Linked DNA regions of Homo sapiens: region 1 is linked to region 2. Evidence: chromatin loops called from intact Hi-C (ENCODE). Cell type or tissue: dorsolateral prefrontal cortex. All regions are shown on one strand. Each heading gives the region's core, and the rest is flanking DNA. Links, peaks and the distances in the headings are about the cores only. Region 1 overlaps LOC101927871 (a long non-coding RNA gene). Region 2 has its middle 380 kb from the start of PKN2.

What was found. Peaks named below come from ENCODE experiments on the same cell type or tissue, not always from the same donor. Only the 100,000 strongest peaks of a DNase experiment are listed, where the experiment ranks them.
Region 1: it touches region 2 in a loop (7-fold over the local background); 2 of 110 quality-filtered maps call a loop at or near these places.

The regions. Positions count from the first base shown.
Region 1 is chr1:87,964,345-87,973,962 of GRCh38, reverse strand. It overlaps LOC101927871 (a long non-coding RNA gene), which reads right to left. Exons shown (of 3, transcript XR_426720.4): 3 at 7,232-7,342. LOC105378836 (a long non-coding RNA gene) reads left to right here. Exons shown (of 2, transcript XR_947568.2): 2 at 8,557-8,794. Among named protein-coding and RNA genes, the nearest start is that of LINC01773, 63 kb to the right of the region's middle. RefSeq lists enhancers at 1-132, 4,668-5,167, 5,168-5,669. In dorsolateral prefrontal cortex, for the core only: no CTCF peak of the experiment used is centred there; DNase peaks (open chromatin) are centred at 5,322 and 5,622; H3K27ac peaks cover 1,503 bases.
Region 2 is chr1:88,303,209-88,312,826 of GRCh38, reverse strand. No RefSeq gene overlaps it. Among named protein-coding and RNA genes, the nearest start is that of PKN2, 380 kb to the left of the region's middle. In dorsolateral prefrontal cortex, for the core only: no CTCF peak of the experiment used is centred there; no DNase peak of the experiment used is centred there; H3K27ac peaks cover 726 bases.

The DNA.
Region 1 (9,618 bases), core at 508-8,507, 340 kb after region 2:
AATCGCAGAGAAACTCCAGCAAACAGATATTTAGCTGTGGTTCCAACGGAGACACAGTTTAAGTAATCAAGTGATACACCACATGTGAAGCAGATTTACAGGATTGTTCTCTCTACTAAACAGAGCAGAATGTCTGCTTTAGCTTTATTTGGCAGAAATTTATATACTTGCTTCATGATTTGATCTTAACTTAAACAAAGGACGTTGGTCTCAGCCACCACTGATTTCAGGGCAATAGCTCTGTCTAATTTCTGAAAGGCATCAGAATTGTGACACTTTGAAAATCAGATGGTTGCACAGTGTAGAAGTATCTTAAATGTTTATTTATTGTTTTAGTGAGCCAAACCCTCATTTTTTTTTTTCTGAGGGCGCAATTGATTACACTGAAAGTTGTAGGCAGAAGGATCTGACTTTTATACAAATGTCAGAACCTTCGCAAAGCAATTCCAAGAACTTCAAGACACACCCCAAAAAGCCAGGGGCTCCAAATGAGGCCTAAGAAAATACTCTCAGACTGAACTCCTGATGATTTTCCAGTTCAGAACATGGCTGAGGGTCTTCTGTCACGGCGAGCTCATGGTTTATGATTTTGGAGGCTGTGCAATGCTCCTTTCTATTTCATCTTGACTTAATGTCATTAGTCTTCCTTCACAGAAACCTGAGCGTTCATTTTCTAATCTATCTAGATGATACGCTGACAGCATTTCCCCTGATCGAGACTTTACCATTTATGTCTCTGCCTCTGTTAATCATTTTCAGAAATGAGATTTATAGTAAAAAGGATTAAATCAATTCTGACTACCTCCAAATTTCTAGGATTTCAGGGATTCTTGATGAACACAGAAACCATGGCCCCTTGGAGAGGCTTTATTAAGAAGATCTTTTTTGCCTTTGTGAGCCGGCCTTTCAGAACTAGCCGTCTCTGTGGATCATAGCAAGTCAACTTCTCTATGTTTTGTTTGGCAACCACACCACAGAGGCTCCCCTCTGAGCAACTCAAGCTGTTTTTGATTGGAAATAGATTAGTGAGCTATCAATTTTCTTCTCCTTTATTCTCCATCTTTCCTTCTTTCTCTTCTTCCTAGTCCTAAGATGAGTACCCTTAGGAGACGTGTCAGCCTATTTCAATTAAGTGTTTATCTTTTAAGTTTCTCATCATGGGGTAAATTATGACATTTTTAGAAGCCAGGGTTGAAGAGAAAAATTATACCCATCCAAACTAAATCACAGCTTATAGCTTATTTTCTTCCTTTCTAATTTCTCTAATCTTCAGCTTACTTCAAATAACATCACTACTATGCATCAGGCTTTGTGCAAAGCAAGGAGCTTTCACAAATATAATCACTTTCCTTCTTTCTTCTTTCCATCATTCCTTCCCTTTTCTTTTTCCAGATACACTCGACTTTCCTTCACTGAACATATTTTTACATCCTCCCTGAAAAACTTTGGCTCTCCTCCTCTTATACTCACTGGGACGTAAGTACAGGCATAGCATTCCCTGACTTTCTCCCACCCTTTTTTTAAACACTGCCTATCTCATGAGGTGTGCTGTCTCAGCAAAATGACAGTGATCACACTGATTTATCTTTGATCATGTGTCTAGGTGATCAGATTCTGTGCCTTTAAGTTCAGCTGAACCACTACTTACTCACTGATAGTTGTCCTAAGCTATCTGCTCCTGTGTCATTCCATTTGCTATCTCCTCCAGTCTAGAGTAGGCCTGCATTTATATAACCTCCTTGGTTTGGTTTCCTATGTCTGTCCCTGTTCTCAGATCCTTGGTCTAGGTAGACATTTTGGCTTCCCTAGCTCTTATCCTTATTGCTACATAGATTCCAGGTCCTAGAATGAGAACTGCAAACCTTCTGGACTCTCCACTTTTGGGGGCCACTCTGGGCAACTATCAGAAATACAATCAACTTATACCCACAGAGTCTTTCCCCAGTACCATCCTACTCCATTACTGTAGGGCTTGCCACAGTCCCCAGGTTTGGAGAGGGGAGAGTAGGTAATGTGCTACACATTTTGCCTCACACATTTTTGCCTCAATTTAGAATGTCTTATTTTCACCACTGTGAGCTGGCCCATGTCTGTATGCTCTAAAGTCACTTTGCCATCTCTCTAATCTCCAGTGAAGACTAAGTGTTTGTATATATAGAATTTGCATACCATACACACAAAGATTTCAGTGTCCAGAATCCCTGGCTATGGATGCCTGTGCTGCTGCTCCATGGTAAGAATACTTGGAAATGGTAGATACATCCTTCAATTTTGACTGAGACAGTATGGTGACGTGCACACTCCCAGCTCTCCTGTCACCATGCCCTCTGCTAGTGTCTAGGGACTACTAGGCAAGAGCCAGAAGTTTTACTCATACAAAAAAAGTGGATTTTGGCAACACTTTAATATATGAAAGGTTAAAAAGGAATTTCACAAGTAATAGACAGGGTACTTTACCCCCTTGTTAGTTGATAAAGAGGGATTTAGCAAGTAGGAGGAGACTAACAAATATTACTAACTTATAGTTTCAGGGGTTCCATGACTCAGATCATGCCCCTGGGGTGCTCAGTATCATCCATAATCACAATAAGCACCTGCTGTATGCACAGGACCCTCTACAATCCACTGAAGATGCAAAGTGTTATAAAAGATGCAAAATGCTGTAAAAGACAGCTGTTCCTTTCCAGGGGATTTGGATGAGTCCAAAGAGAACACTATAGGCTTAAAAGATAGAAACTATCATAAAACAGTTGTTTGGACAATAAGTACTAAAAGTGTTTCAAAGAGAGTACAATGACTGCAACTGAGACAGTCAAAATGGAACTTTACTGGGGATCACAGCCAGCTTCATGAATATGAGACCTGTGTAGTCTCAAGGAAATTTAATCTTGTTTTAATTCTCTGCTCTTGTCATTTTGAGATTCTTAATAATTTAATCTTTGAATTTGTGTTTTATAAGCAAAGTCCAAAGGGGGCATGCGCATGAGCAGAGAAGATACGTACAACATGCGTGTCAATCTCTCCTTGCTGCCCTATTTGCATGTAGTATTCACAATGCCCTGTGAGCCTACAGTTCTGGTGGACCTACAAGATGTGGGAGTTAAGGGAGATTCAAAGCAAGTACAGAGTTAAGTGTGTTGTATCTATGACAGTAATTTGGGGAGGAAGGGGTGGGGTAGGGGGGCACTGACACCCTCTAGAGGCCATGCTTTTCATTCCAGGAGAATTCTGGTTAGCTTCAAAAACAGACCACAGAAAGAAGGCATGGAGTTCTAAGAAACACAAACAATTAAGGAACTCTATCGGATCCTTTCTACCCATGTCAATTCTGTGCATTAATCAATCACTTATGCTGGAAACGACGACGTGGAATGAAAGGAGATGATAGGCCAATCCATAGTTCCTTTTCCTTTTAGTCTATCCTTATTCACTAGTAAGCCAAAAGTAGAGTGTTAATAGAATATACATGTGAAATATTTTGCGTTTGTTTTGCATTTGTTTATTTTCTTATTTAGAATGACATTAAACAGAAAATAAAAAAGAAATCATGACAATTCAGAAGAGAGACCATAGAAGACGGGAAAGCATTTTATAATTTAGTACATTTAATAGCACTTGTTTCCTGCATTTCGAAAAAGGCCTCCAAATTTTCACTTTGTGCTGGGCCCCACAGATTATAAAGCACTACCTAATGGTCTTGATGGAAAGATGGAACCTTGAGAAGCCAAGATCCTCTGTAGGAAGTAATATCTTTGTGACCTGAAATGGGTTTCCCTGATTTGGTCTATGGGTATCAAAACGGAAATGTGAATACTCAAAAGTACTTGTTCAATGCCACCATGTATCAATTTTCTTCTATTGATTCTAATTTTAGAAAGTTAAACCTATCCCAAATGTTTGATGAATTCTCAATTTTCTTCTCTTCTTGTTACTCTATGTTCTCTAATTTTTAATATATTCAGCTCTTAGACCTTCATCTGTAATTGACTTTGGGGTAAAATGTAGAACCAGGAAAACTAAGTGTTTTCAATTTGCAAAATACTCCTTTAAGACCTTAGCTGTCTGCTGAACCATATTAAGACTCCTGATTTTTATTTGTAAACTCCTTATAAACATTTCTTTGGATTTCTATCCATTTCCATTCCCCTTGCTGTCCACAGCCCTGAACACTGCTTGTATTCTACTACTCTTCTACCTGGGTTCTCAATTCCAACCCAGCAACCACCTCAGTATCTCCTTTATGGAATTTCCCTCTTCTACTCTTGAGTTACATACATCACCCTTTCTACCTGGGATAATCTCATATAGTATGATTACTCCTATTTCTCGCTTACCTCGTTAAGAAAAATAGAGATTCTTCAGTCTTACTCCACTTCACCTTAACTACAGATTCACCAAAAAGAAGTGGAAGTGCTTTATAACTACAAAGCACAATACAAATATAGTCCATAACATTAATGTCATTTTCATTATATTAATTACAGTTAATCCTTGCTTAGGGCTCTCTCTATGCCGGACAGTGTTCTAAACTTTTATATATATTAATTCATTTATATTCTCACAACGACCCTTTTAAGGAGTTACTAGTATTTCTCACTTACAGATAACAAAACAGGCACAGAGAGGTTAAGTAACTTGTCAAACAGGTAATAAGTAGTGGAGGGGGAATTCCAACTCAGCAATACCCTTGTTATGCCTTCCTAAGGAGAGATGCTGAAAAGTGTCATAATGTCATTCATAGCTTAGTATGCAATAACACTGATAAATTAACATGCATTTACAAAGGCTCTACTTCCATATTCCCAAGAGGAACGGGGAAGCAGAACTGAATAATCTTTACATCAGGAATTGCCTGTCAGAAAAATCCACCCACTCTTTGACTCTATGATTTTGTCTTGTTCCATTTTATTTTTTAATTTTGGAGAACAGACTTCTCGGGGAAGTCAGATTTTACTTTGATTTTCCACCCGAGACTGGAGAGTGGAGAGCCTACATGCCTTTGCTGTCTCCCACAGATGCTTATTCTAGCTGTGTGACCACCAGCTACATGACTGCACTGCAATCCACTTGGAACTTCCTAGCAGGACCACCCAGAAGCTGCAGCTGGTGCAGAGTATGTGGCCGCCTGGCCTGTTTACATGAGAATGTGAGCCTAAGAAAGTGGACAGTACCTGCTTTCTGCTGTCAGCCAAAGCCTTCATTCCCCTGGAAAGACCCAGTGTGTAATCTAGAGACATTCATAGGTTTTAGCCCTAACTATTCTCCAGACTTGGAAGTGTTCCCTTCCCAATGTTGGACAGCTTCTCCCAGGATGCTTGTCACATGCCCCAGTCCAGTGGAGCCAGCTGTAGCTTTGGAAATGTGGGTCAGACAGACTCCAAATGTGCTGATCCTCAGATAGCCCACTTTGAAAGAGCCATTTTCTCATACAAAAACTTTCCGTTGAATCATATCCTATGCACTATCTCAGGCTTCTCAGAGAGCAACAACACTTAACTTGTAAGAAAAAAAAAAAAAAGAAAGAAAGAAAACATGTCCTTAAAACCCTTGCCTGTATCTTTTGTGGGCAGCCAAGTTCATGCCTGGCCACCACCCCAGGAGGGCCTTTGGCAATAGTCACAGCTGAAAGCCTTTCTAGCCAGATGAATAACAGTGTCCGGAAAAGCTGACCTGGGGGCTGAGTGGTGCCTCTGGAAGCAAGTTTTATAGAGCTGTTAGTAACGCCTTTATCACACTCTTTAGGTAACAGATTTATTGCTGAACAGGTTATCTTACGTCTATGTTTTTGTAAATCAAATCCTTTTTAAAACTTTGTTTTGGAACTCTTTAGAGAGCTCACAATTTAAAGAATTTTTGTAATGGAACATTTTATAAAATCACGGGAATAATCACTCCTTCAGACATCTGCTTCCAGAGTAAGTTCAGATTTTCAAAGATAAAGTTGCCTTAAGTTGAGGGGGACCGGTATTAACAGCTCTGTCCCGTCTACTTTGTCCTTTTAACTAGGCCACTCCACGCTCTCTGTTGCATGCTACAAACAGGCCCTGGGGAGTAGAGATGAGGAGTAAAGCCTAGAGATAAATGTCACAAGCGGTTGAGGCTTTTTCTCCAATGTTAGGCACAGAGCACAGATTCTTCTGAGGCTGAACCTTGAGAGGAAAGGCAAACTAAAATTTATTGAATTAGTACTATGTGACAGGCATTTAATCTCACAACAACCCAACAAGGGAAGAAGGAAATGATAATACTCAGTGAATCCTACTACCTACTGGGAATGAAGCTGGTAGCTTTACAGTATATTTTTTCATTTAGTCTTTATAATTAGGGTTGCCATACTTAGCAAATAAAAATATAGGGTGTCTAGTTAAATGTGAACTTCAGATAAACAATAAATAATTTTTTAGTGTAAATGTGTTCTGTACAATATTTGGGACATATTTGTATGAAAAATATCATTATTTATCTGCAATTCATATTGAACTAGGTATCTTGTATATTACCTGGCAATCCTACTTATACTAATCCTAAGAAATAGGAATTATTATTTCCATTTTATAATTGAGAAAACGAAAACTCAGAGTCATTAAGAAATTTGCCCAAGATGTTAACTAATGTCAGAGTTAGGATAACAGTCTCGTTCTGTTTGACTCTAAATCCTACATATTAGCAACTATACCAGAAAGTCCCCTCATCCTAGCTAATAAAGAGGATCAGTTTTTAGTCAGCTAAATAAACCACCTTAAGTAAAAGGGCTAAGTTCAATTTTAAATACTATTTATTAATGATCTACCTGGTCCAAAATCCTGTATTGGGGCTGGAGAGAAGAAAGAATATACTGCCAAGATTATTTAGGAACCAGGGCCAGCCCTCACATAAAAACATAATGAAGTGGATAAGATGGTTGAGAGAGAAAGAAAAGGAAAACAGAGGGAAGAAACGCTCAACATGTTACTCGATCTCACGTTTTTAAACAGGAACATTTGTGTTACAGTTGATTCTGCTCTAAAACTTTGAACTAATGGTGAGGTCCCCTGTACAGCATCTTATGCGAGAAGCGGTGTTAAGTGAGGGAAATTGATGGTCATCCTCAGTGTCTCTGAGGAAGAAGATCCCTTCTTGCAGGAGATCAGCATCTGCCTTTCTGGAGTGTCCCCAGCACCTTGAGTTTGTGGCTCCAGGTCACATAGTGACTTTTAGGGTCCTGCAGTGGTTTGGCTGTCACATGGCTTACCTCATGGATGGACCAGGGTGACCTTGGCACGGCTGTCTAGTGAGGAGATTGCCCCTTCCTTCCCTCACTGCCCATAGCTGCCAGCTTGTGTGATGAAATTGATCAGGAAAGCTTAAAAAGAAGGCAGAATCCAAGGCAGCAGGTATGAGAAGCTCAAAAAATAAAATAGTATCATCATAAAGTAATATTTGAGTAGCTCATTTGTGTTAAGCATTGTATCAGCTGTGATTCATGAGCATTATTCCCAAATATCACAAGAATACAATAAGGTAGGAATTATTATTTCCATCTCACGGATGGGAACACTGAGGCTCAAAGATGTTAAGGTACATGCTGAAGGTCACACTGTGCACATGAATGTCTGCTCTGAAACCCTGCTCTTGTACAGCACTGAGCTCTCTCCTTAAAAAGAAGGGGGCGGGTGGGTGCGAAGGAACTGGACTCCTTCCCTCCATACAGGCAGGGAAATTCACACTAAACAGCAAGGGGAAAGAGGAAATGCAGAACCTCAGTGCAAAGGAGCAGGCCTGAATGTAGTACCATTCTGTCTTATCTCTTAATTGAAGCCAGGGGTATACATGCCCACTTCTGTAGCTAACATCAAAAATAGAAATCAACACTGTGCAAATGTATATCTAATGGTATAGCTTACAGTATGATTCCCTTTCCCCATATCATTTTACAAAATAGAAAAGATTAGGGGAAAGAAACTTAGAAATGGACACAGAAACAAAAAAGCATATATATATATATATATTGCTATTATAGTAAGGGCCTTTTTAAAGTCGAAATTCTGTTTTCGATAAGAAAAGCTTTTAAGAACTTTTTTATGTAGCATTGTTTATCTGTATTTATAGTCAATTTATTCCTTCACTTTGCTTCTCCTATACTATAATGCTAAGTTTCCCTTCATATTTTCCCAATGGTTAACATTCTGCTTCTGAAAATTATCCATTAAAATTTTATCAATTTTGTATTTTGGTGAGACAGTATGAGGAAATGCCATTGTGAAATTAGATTTTTTCTTTGACATCAGGCGCCCAGTCAGCAATCCAATCCCATGTGTTTCTATTGAGACATTAGGGTTTGATATAATTTTGGGCAGAAAACATTTTAAAAATGAAACAATTGAATTTTCTAGATGGTCTTGGGGACCACTTAGCTTAAGAGAATACACTTCCAAATCAAAAGCCTTTCAATCATTTTAAATATTATTTGGATGATATTTGCTCTGTGTGTAGTAGCAGTTTGAATTTGTATTGAATGTTTGACCGGCTCATGCACACATAGATGATGTATGAAATTATTATTTCATATTTTTCTAGTGTTTGCATTGCAAGTGACATCTGGCTGACAGGAACTTGGAGAAATGGGATACGAAGTGAATGCTGCAGTTACCACAAGCATCATATTTATCAAAAGGTTTAAGGTTGGCCTGTCTTTGTTTAACATATGAAACTTGGAACAGTGATGGGGAAGCGCTATGTTTTGGTGTTGCGTGCATTTTTTAACTGAGCTTTTTAGTAAAAGAGTAGTCGGAGAATAAACACTAATTGTATTATTTGTTCTGCTCATGAAACTAAATATTATACATTCTAATTTTAAGAAAACAGACTTAAATTCTGTTTAATATAATTTCCATACATTTTGCCTTTATTCAGAGAATTTGCAGATTTCATATTAGAAGAACATACATATTGAGCACTATTCATCATTACTCAGAAAAGGCGATGTGGGAGGAAAAAAAGCTCAACCTAATTTTTAGTTTTATTTTCTAATTTGTAAATGTGCAAAACCGAAGTAAGACATGTGAAAACATAGTACAATATTTGCAAGCTCTGAATCTGCTGTAATACACACATACGAATATCAGCATTTTCCTATTCTCCCGTTCTTGGAAATCATGGGGCAAATTATTAATTAAGTCATGAAAAATATCATTCATTTAACAAAGATTTATGAGCCTGCTATGGCCTGTGGACTACCCAGGTGCTGGAGATATGCAGAGGAATTCGACAACCCCTGCTCTTAATAAACTCACAGTCAGGTGGGAGGGGAGGTCAATATGAAATAACTAAGTACAATATAAGGCTATAAATACCACAATATGGAAGCACTGATAAAGGGGAGTAGATGGTCCATCTGCCACAGACAGGTAGGGAACAGAAAATGCAACATAAAAGCCATTGTGAAATCCTCTTAGTGTATCCAAGTAAGACTCACTTATTTTTTGAAATAGGAAAATAGAAAGATGGTGAAAAATCATCCCAGCTCTTATCACCTAAAGACAAATACTGTGAACATTTCCATCTAGTGTTTTCTCAATCACTACTTTTTTTTAGTTTTGAAAGTATTGCGATAATACTGCAAATATGCCAAATGTATGA
Region 2 (9,618 bases), core at 1,148-9,147:
AGTGAAAAATAAAAGAGAAGAATATTTCATGTTTTCTGAGGTCTTAGGATGTAGCTCTGTAACTTCAATATTATTTCTACCTCAAATTGCAACTTCACAACTAGAACTAGACTCAACTAACGCTTGACACATTGAAAAATTGTGCTCTAATCAAAATGAAAACATTAGGTCAAACCATATGAAATTACTAACATTTGACATTCATTTTTTGCTAAAAAACCCAGTAATTTTATATAGTTCAATGGAATATAAATTAGATTATTTATAAATGTGGATTCCACTTATAAATACAAGCTGTTTTCTTGAATATCTCAGGACCAAGTCCATGTATGACAACTTGAGAGAGGTGGAGTCTATGTGATCAGGTATTAACCTTGTCCTGGTCAGGGGGAACATTGTGGGTAGGCCACCAGGTCAGCACATTTAAAGATATCCATTTAAAGGCAATAGTTAACAATTGCTAACAGTTATTAAATGCAAACACTGTTAAGACAGTCTAGTCACCACACTTATAATATTATTTGTTTCTCACAAAATACTATGAGATAGGTACTACGATCATTGCCATTTTACCATTGAGGAAACTGAGGACTAAAAAATGCAAATGACTTGCCCAAAGTGGTAGATCCAGGAATGGAGTCCAGGCATATCTGGCTCACAGGCCCACACCCTAACAACTCATGCTGTACTGCCCCAGATACAGCATATAGTTACCAAGAGTTGGATCTAATGGGAACTAGAAATCCAAAGTCCATGGATATGACTCATCCAGAAAACAAAAGCTACTATACATAGAGCAGAGGATCAGGTACCGAGAATATCAGACCAATTTTTCTAGATAGTTTTTTTCTAACTCCTACTATTATGTTCATTTCTTCTTTCATCCAAAATAAAATTTATTAATACTATATGTGCAGGCATTGATCTAGGTAAGTGGGAATCATCTTTGATTCCTGTCTTCCCATCTTCCCATCTTTGATCAAGGCAGACAAAAATCTCTGCACTTGAGGAGCTTAAATCCTAGATAGGGAAACAGAAAATAAGCATAATAAAAAGAAATTATACAGCATGTTATAGAGTGGTAAATACATTGTACAAAATAAAATATAGATTAGTACAGTGCTTCAGGGGGTACTGTGCTAAGGTAGGTGGGAGGCAAGATTCAGCATGAAATAGCATGGGCAGGATTACCTTTACTGAGAAGTATAATTGGAGGAAAGACTTGAAGGAAGTAAAGGAATGAATCAGGTAGATATCAAGAAAAGAGCGTTCTCAGCAGAGTAAAGGCACTAAGGCCAGAATGTGCCTGGTATGTTCTAAAACTGGTAACAAAGCTCAGTCTGTCTGAAGCAGAATGAGACTCACTCTCATGACAGATTGCTAGAGGAAGGCCAGACAGCATTGAGCCATATAGGCATTGAAATGACTCTGCCTTTTACTCTGAGTGAAATGGGAAATGAGAAACTATTGCAGGGTTTTGAGCAAGAGAGGGATGTGATCTAACTTATACTTTCAAAAGGATCATTCTGGCTGCTGTGTTAGGAAAGACTAAAGGGTCAAGAGTAGAATACAGGAAACCTGTTGGAGACCATTTCAATGATATAGACAAGAACTGCTGGTGGCCAGGACCAGGTTGTGGCAGTAGAAGAGGTAAGAAGTCATAACATTCTGGATATATTTTGAAGCTAGAGCAGCAGGAAGGTAAGAAAGAAAGGAATCCAGGATGACTGCAAAGATTTTGCCTGAGTAACTGGAAGAAAGTAGTTATCAACTGATATGGATAAGGCTGTAAGTGGAACAGATACTGGAGGAAGATCTTGAGCTCAGCTTTGAACTTGGTGTTGAATGTTTGTTATAATCTGGGCAAAGGTGTTAAACAGGCAGGTAGATATATATAAGTCTGGAGTTTGGAGAGGGAGATCCAAATAGAGATTAAGATTGGAGGTTTCAACATAAAGGTGTTATTTAAAGCCATGAGGTATTATGTTATGTTACCAAGAGGAGACCCTAGCTAGAGAAGAGAAGCGTCTCCAGCAAAGGACACCAAGCAGGAATGACCAGTGAAGTTAGAAAAAAAAATCTAGGGGGTGAGGTGCCCTGATACTGGTGTGAAAGTAGGATGAAAACCTTGCACACATTTTCACTTTCCCAACTTCTGGTTGAATGGAAAGGATTCAGAGGACCTATAAGAGGGGAATCATGCGATATAATGACCCTGGTCACTGGATGACAGCATGAAGCCAAGGAGCTTGCTGCCAACCTGTGATGAAGGCAAGAAGTAACATTTTATTGTACTAGGCCTCTGACATTTGGGAATATTTTTAAACAACTGTTAACCTATTGCTAACAATAGCCTACTGTCAACAATAAAATACTATTTTCAAAAATTTTCAAAAATTTATCCTCAGATTTATGCTCTTTTGAACTAGATCTGAAAAATTATTCCAAGTTAGAAGTTGTGACAACCCTAGGCTCTCAATATGTGTTGACCTGGCATTGGCAAAGCCTGGTTCCAATGTGGACATCTGTGAACTGGGATGGTTAATGGTTTGTTCCTGATGCTCACCTTTAATTGTCTCCTGAAAATAACTATTATTGATGGGAAGCTGTCAGTCAGTTTTTAAGGTTCATCATTAGGGTTGCTACATCTTTGATTGATTGCTGTAGTTAAATAACAATGTCTACCTTCCCTCAAGTACAGAGTTTGGAATTGCATTTGGAGACTTGATTGAAAAATTGTTGTGAACCTGAGGTTGATCTCATGAGCCTTTGTTGTGGTATATGTGTTGGGAGCAAGCCCCCAAAATCTGGCCATAAACTGGCCCCAAGACTGGCCATAAACAAAATCTCTGCAGCAGTGTAACATGTTCATAATGGCCCTAATGCCCAAGCTGGAAGGTTGTGGGTTTACGGGAATGAGGGCAAGGAATACCTGGCTGGCCCAGGGCGGAAAACCGCTTAAAGGCGTTCTTAAGCCGCAAACAATAGCATGAGCGATCTGTGTCTTAAGGGCATGTTCCTGCTGCAGTTAATTAGCCCAACCTATCCTTTTAATTCAGCCCATCCCTTTGTTTCCCATAAGGGATACTTTTAGTTAACTTAATATCTATAGAAACAATGCTAATGACTGGTTTGCTGTTAATAAATATGTGGGTAAATCTCTGTTCGGGGCTCTCAGCTCTGAAGGCTGTGAGACCCCTGATTTCTCACTTCACACCTCTATATTTCTGTGTGTGTGTCTTTAATTCCTCTAGTGCCGCTGGGTTAGGGTCTCCCTAACTGAGCTGGTCTTGGCAATATGTATCCCAGATTATTCATTCTCAAGTTTGTAAAGCCTAGCTTAAAAAAGGACGCGCGTCTGAGTATCTATTGCAATGGTTTCCCAACACACTTAGCATAAAATCCAAGTGTCTTACCACCTCTTTCTTGCCAGCCCCTTGCTGTTCCTGGAGCATGTCTCACATGCTTCCTGCACAGATCTTCTGCAGTCCTTTCTGCAGTTCACACAGATGCTCACAGGGCTTCTTCTCTCACTTCATTCTGACCATTGGTCTCCCTGGCCACTCTACCTAAAATAATAGCTTGCATTACTCTGCCCCCTTTCCCTGCTTCATTTTTATTCATAGCATTATGTCTAAGTTAGGGAGCTACTTGTTTCTTTATTGTCTGTTTCACCCAGGAGAATGTAAGTTCCCCAAGTGTGGCAGTTTTTTCTTATTCAGTGCTGTATTCCCAACACCTAGAACTGTGCCCAGGACATAGCAGGAGCTTGACAAACGTTTGTTGAATAAATGAATGAATGGATTAATAAATGCTTATGGTTATCTGATTTCTCAAAACAACCTTATCTAATTTTAGGAGAGACTGGTTGTTCTTTTCTCACGGTACAAAATACCGTGATGATAGCCAACCTAGATGCAGCCTGAGCATAAGAGATTTCAGAAAATCTGGCAAAAAATGCTTCGGCCCCAGTTTTCTCCACACTCTCCCATTGATCCCTGACTACTACTTTCATGTTTCATTTATTTATTCAATATACATTCAGCAAATGTATATTGAGCATGAATTCTTTTCCCAATTTAATAAAGAAAAAAATTCCACCTCTTTCCTGATGTTACATTTAGTAGAGATAGTGTCATGAGTGAGACAGGCTTCCTTCAAAGGAGAAAAACCCATTGGCTGTTGTTCAAAACTTTTCCGGGCCCAAAGGAAAAAAATCAAAAACACAAAAAACAAGCCCTATCTGCATTAGTAACTATCTAATTTGTAGCCATGGAATCTGTTGGTTTTCATGTTTCTATATATTTTTAGGCACATTAACAACCACAAGTAAAAATACTAAATGTGAAAATGGTTAGATATGTGTCAATAGAAAGTCAGCGTATGAAATGCTTCCTGCCACACTGATTCACGAGTGCTGATTTACATGATTTTATAAACATGGTTACCTGCTCGCAAAGTTATCTAGTGCTTAAAATGTAGTAAGAGTTAGAAGCTTTTTTTCTTTGTTTTTGCTGTGAAAAACTGTGTTTCCTTTAGAGGAGCTCACAATTTATATACTGAAAATATATAAAAGAATTATGTGTCAACAAAATGGTGTTTAAGGTTTTAAATCATCCTAACAGCCAGCCCTGAGACTTCCTCACTAGACATCTCAGAGACTTTATGAAAGTTTTATTCTACAATTCCCTGCTTGCCTTTACTCTTAGCTGCTTCTTCCAGCTATTCATATAGTTTGAAAAATAGAGTTTATATGCTTTAAGTTGCAAGGCATTTAGAATTTTCATAATCTCTTTATTGTGGCTGAAGCAGTCAAAAAAATGAAGCCTACTGTTGATAATATTTCACTGTGCCTTTACTAGATTAACTGGGGCAAGAAGCTAGAACTTCTGGCATTTTAAAAACTCAATTTTTAAAGAAGCCTTTATTATGAGGAAGGTGCAGGATAATTAGTTTCAAAATACTTGGTGAAGATCAAAGAGTGGGGGATAACGAAGCTTTATAAAGAATAGATGAAGATAAGGTTCTTGAGATTAAGAATTTCACACTTTTTGTTTTGTATCTTTGATAGCATGGAGCAATGTGCTAAGCACATAGTAGGGGATCATTAAGTCCTTGTAATATTAATTTGTAAAAATGTAATTGAGAATTACACCTAGCATCAAATTTCAGGTCTTATTTTTTATAAGATAGTAGTATGGAAAATTTTCCTTTGCATAATTATCAGTTAAGAATGAGATATGTTTCAGTAATTGATGAGACAAGTATATGTTCTCTTATTGTTTTGCATAAATTCTCTTAACATAAATTAACCTGTAGTATATCCCCATCACCTGTTCCCTTTGGCCCTCCTCCCATTTGGTTTCTCATTCATGGGTTTAGATATCCATTTTATTCAGTATTTACTGTCTTCTGGATACTTGTGTTCTTTACCCATTGGAAGCTCTTAGTCTAGTGGTAAAGACCAATGAGAAAAGAGGAAAATTCAATTCTGTTTTGATTAACCTCTTACATACTAGAGCTAAGACTCAGTTCATACTTCCTTGTGTGGTAGAAATATTTTTATAGAGATTATTATAAGAAGATGAGACCACAAAACCCCAGGGAATTATGAGCCTCTTGACTTCAAGAAGAGCAGAATTGCAGGATGGTTTTTGATTCAGGTGGCCCTGGGATGTCAGTAGTTTCAGAGCAGAGGTTCCTGAGTCTTCAGGATGTTCTCTTCATTTCTGTGTATCTTACCTTCTGCTTACTTGTGGTTTCTGTGCTATTAAAACTTGTTCTTGTGAGGGATGAATTGTAAGTTTTCTCTAATAATTGGCTTTTAAAATTTGCCCCTGATTCTAATTTTGTCTCTGCATTTCTTAGTTCAAAATACTTAGAAAGGTGAGTGAATTGGTCCAGCCCATGTTTTTTCAAAGAAACCATGGATGCCCTTAGACACTCCATGCCCATCCCTAACTCAATAAATTGTGAAAAGAGGGAAACATCACATAGTAAAAACAGGTCTAAATGCTGTCTGTTCATCAGAGGCTATCAAAGGAGGCATAGAGTAGGCACTGTGTTGATATGTCTAGTTCAAATTTACCCTGTAAGTGCTAGGATGGGATTGTGCACAGAATTCTTGAAGGACACAGAATTGGATCACTTGGTTGAGTCTGGGGATAGTCAGAGCAGACCTCTTGGGGAAGATTACACTTGAGGTTGAGTAGAGTTTGCTCCAGTGAAGAAGTGGAGAACTGTGTTAGGCAGAGAAAACACCACAGTAAGAAATAAGGACAGAAAGAAATATGTTTCGTCGACTGAACCATATATGGTTTAATAAATGTTTCTGAAACTTGAATTGCTAAGTACACAGTGGAGGGAGATAAGAATAGAGCAAGACAGGATCTATGTTAGAATGCATAGTGAAACTGATATGAAAACATTGCCTTATGCAGGGGAGCGACTAGATTGTGTTTATAATTGAGATGCACCATCCTGGTGGCAGATGGAAGCTGTATATAAACATGGTAAGACTGGAGGCAGAGACAACAGGTAGGAGGATAGTTCAGGTAAGAGATTGAAAGGATCCCAACTAGAAAGTTCAGGTAAGAGTAGAAAGAAAGTAATATGTTAAAGCAATATTTCTTGAGTAAAATTGATTCTACTTGGTGACTTGCTAAGATGTGGAAGGTGAAGAGGAGAGAAAAGTCTGGGTTTTAGTTTGACAAAGTTGGTGCAAGGTGGTATTGTTACTCGAGATGCTAAGGAAACACTGGAACGTGATCCTGCTAGAATGTGATTGGAGGAAATTTAACTAGAGAGATGTTATGTTGGGAGTGCCTGGGAACTAAGTATGAAAGAAGTCAATGACTGAGATGAAGAGGAAGAGAAAAAAATGACATTTTAATCCATGAACTGGTCTATCCAGCTTTTCTCTATATTACTGAGAAAAAGCACAGTTGGAAATGGAATAGGTGGGGGCAGGTACAAAAGGGGAAAACCAAAGGTTCATCCCAAAAGAGATTTAGCTTCAGTCATCCAATCACAGATGACTATGCTACCTGGTGTTCCAGCAGCCAGTTCCAGTCTAATGTTGGGAGCCCAATGTGTTCCCAACATAAGACTTGCTGCACCTTCAGTAAAATTTATTCCCATTGACCCTGATGATATAATAGGAGGGTATTCATTAAACTAACAGGAAAGGGTAGTTTGGAAAAAGATGAATAAACATAAACATGTTATCCATTCTTTGAAAAAATACCTACTATGTGGTAGACTTTGTTAAATAACTTAGAAAGCAAAATTTGCTTACTGCCTGTAAAGAACTTTGATGAATTGAAGATGCGTTTAGGAAAATAAAGTAAGTGGGGAAGCATTCATATTAGTAAACAAAGGAAGAAAAGAAGACAAAACCAATAGAATAGAATAAATGATTGATTTGCTTTAGGTAAGAATGACAGAAAAATATGAGTTAGCATGGACTATAGATTGAACAGATTCAACAATGTAAATATAAAAGCAAGGATGATATTGAAATATCTAAATAAAAGTATAGCATATAAGAACAGTAGTGGTTCATCTTCCTAGGATGTCAGATTCCCAATTGAATAGTGTATCTTTTAAAGTTCTTTGGTTTTTATCAACAGAAATAGACCCTGGATATTATTAAGGATTATTTCACTCATAAGTAATAGAAAATTCTATCAAAATGCCTTAAACAACAAAGGAAATCTACTGCCTCATATAACTAAAACTTTCAGGCTTCGGGCTAATTACAGTATCTCCAAGGATGTGGTTTCTTTCCTTCCCCTGTAGTTTTCACAATGTTGGCCTCATCCTAAGACTGGTTTCTCTTGTGATAATAAGGCAGATGCTGACACAACTAGGGCTTCATGTCCATGTCTAATTATTTTAAAATAATTCCCATTGAAGATAGAAGTAACCTCTTTCCTAGAATCCCCGACAAACATGCTCTATATTTGATGGGCCTAAATTCAGTTATATGTCCACTTCCAAACCATTTGCTGTGGCCAAGGGAAGAGGGCATGATAATTAGCTTGAGCCAATCAAGATCTGCTCCTAGAGACAGACATGAAGTCAATTCCACACCAATTGCATGACTAGATGTCTAGAGCCTTGTTAGGAAGAAAGCAAGGGAGGGAGGTGGTTTGTATGTGGGAGAGACAATCAGCTAATGTCTATCACATTAACTTAAAGCAGGAAATGAATGTCTTGGGAGGCCTAGAGGGTAGCTGTGCCTGATGTTTCAGTTTCCTGAAGAAAAGGCTGGAGAATTCATCACAGAAATAGGACATGAACTAGGTCAGCTACTGGGGTCTAGGGGTTGAGGTAACAGGAACCATTTGACAGGCATTTCAGATTATACTGCCAGAATGCCCTAACCTCATTGCTTTCCCATTCTTGTTTTACTCTGCACAGGAGTCAAAGTCACAGTGGAGAGAGTTGGCCAAATTTGGTTCAGGTGCTCACAATTCAACTAGGAGAGCTCGTAGAACATAGACTGATGGTCCCACTGAACTGTTCATAATGGAGAAGAGATACTTGCTCCCAAAGACATTGGGGGTAGTTTTCTAAATAAAGGTTAAAAGGGTCTGGTTTTCCAAACATAAATGTTCACTACAAGTATTATTAGATTCCAAATATAAAAGGGTATAAGGAACTCAGAATGGCTAGATTAAATAAAAAGGATAATTACCAACAAATAGTTTTGACTGAAAATATGTCTGTTCATCAGCTTTTTACTGAGTGTCTAATATATGCAATGTGCTATGTGGATGCTACAATGAATTGTAGAGGTAGGAGGAAAGGAACTTAACCCATTTAAAGAGCATGCAATCTGACACCTTATTTTTAAGGTGAGGAGAGGAGAGCTAGACAGAACAGGACAGTAGTGAGTATTACCAAAGATGGACTAGACCCCTAAACTGCATTATTCTAACCCATCTAGGGTCTTTCTGTTATGCTTTACGTACTCGCTTAGTTGCAAAAATGGTCATAAACCAAACAAACTTCAGAGAAAGGCAGAGAAAGGACCCTAGTACTATCCCATGTTGGAGGCAAGGCTAAGAAGTAATGGGAATGTCTTCCTCCTTATCATCAAAATGGGCAGCATCAAAACCCATTATTAAGACCCTAACCATCCAGTCACTTCAAAACAAGAGCCATCAACTAAAGGGACTAGAGAACTCACTTCAGCCAAAGGTCTGTCAGTAGAGAGGTGGTGGCCAGTGAAGGTAGTGCTTGGCACTTTTTTCCTGAGAACTAAGAAAATTAAAAATAAACTACTGTCTGCTCCAAATAACTTCCATACAGCTATGCAGCAGTACAGAAAAGGGTGAGAAGTGTTGGATCAGGGGCAGGTTCTCTAACTTCTAAAGGTGCCTTCTGCTGCTAAGATTCTGCAGCTTCAGGCTCTTTATTGTATTTTAGTTCAATAAGATTTTTTTTATTTTTTTTAAATCTGTTTGCTACTGTAGTACATTTAAACATCAGCAGATGGGGCCCTTGGTTCCTGTGAAGAATGCCAGGGCTTGAATTTTGTTCTCGTCTGTGCTCTGCGTGAATTTTTCTTGTTGCTTTTACAGCATGTTAAATTTGTACTCTTTATAGTTC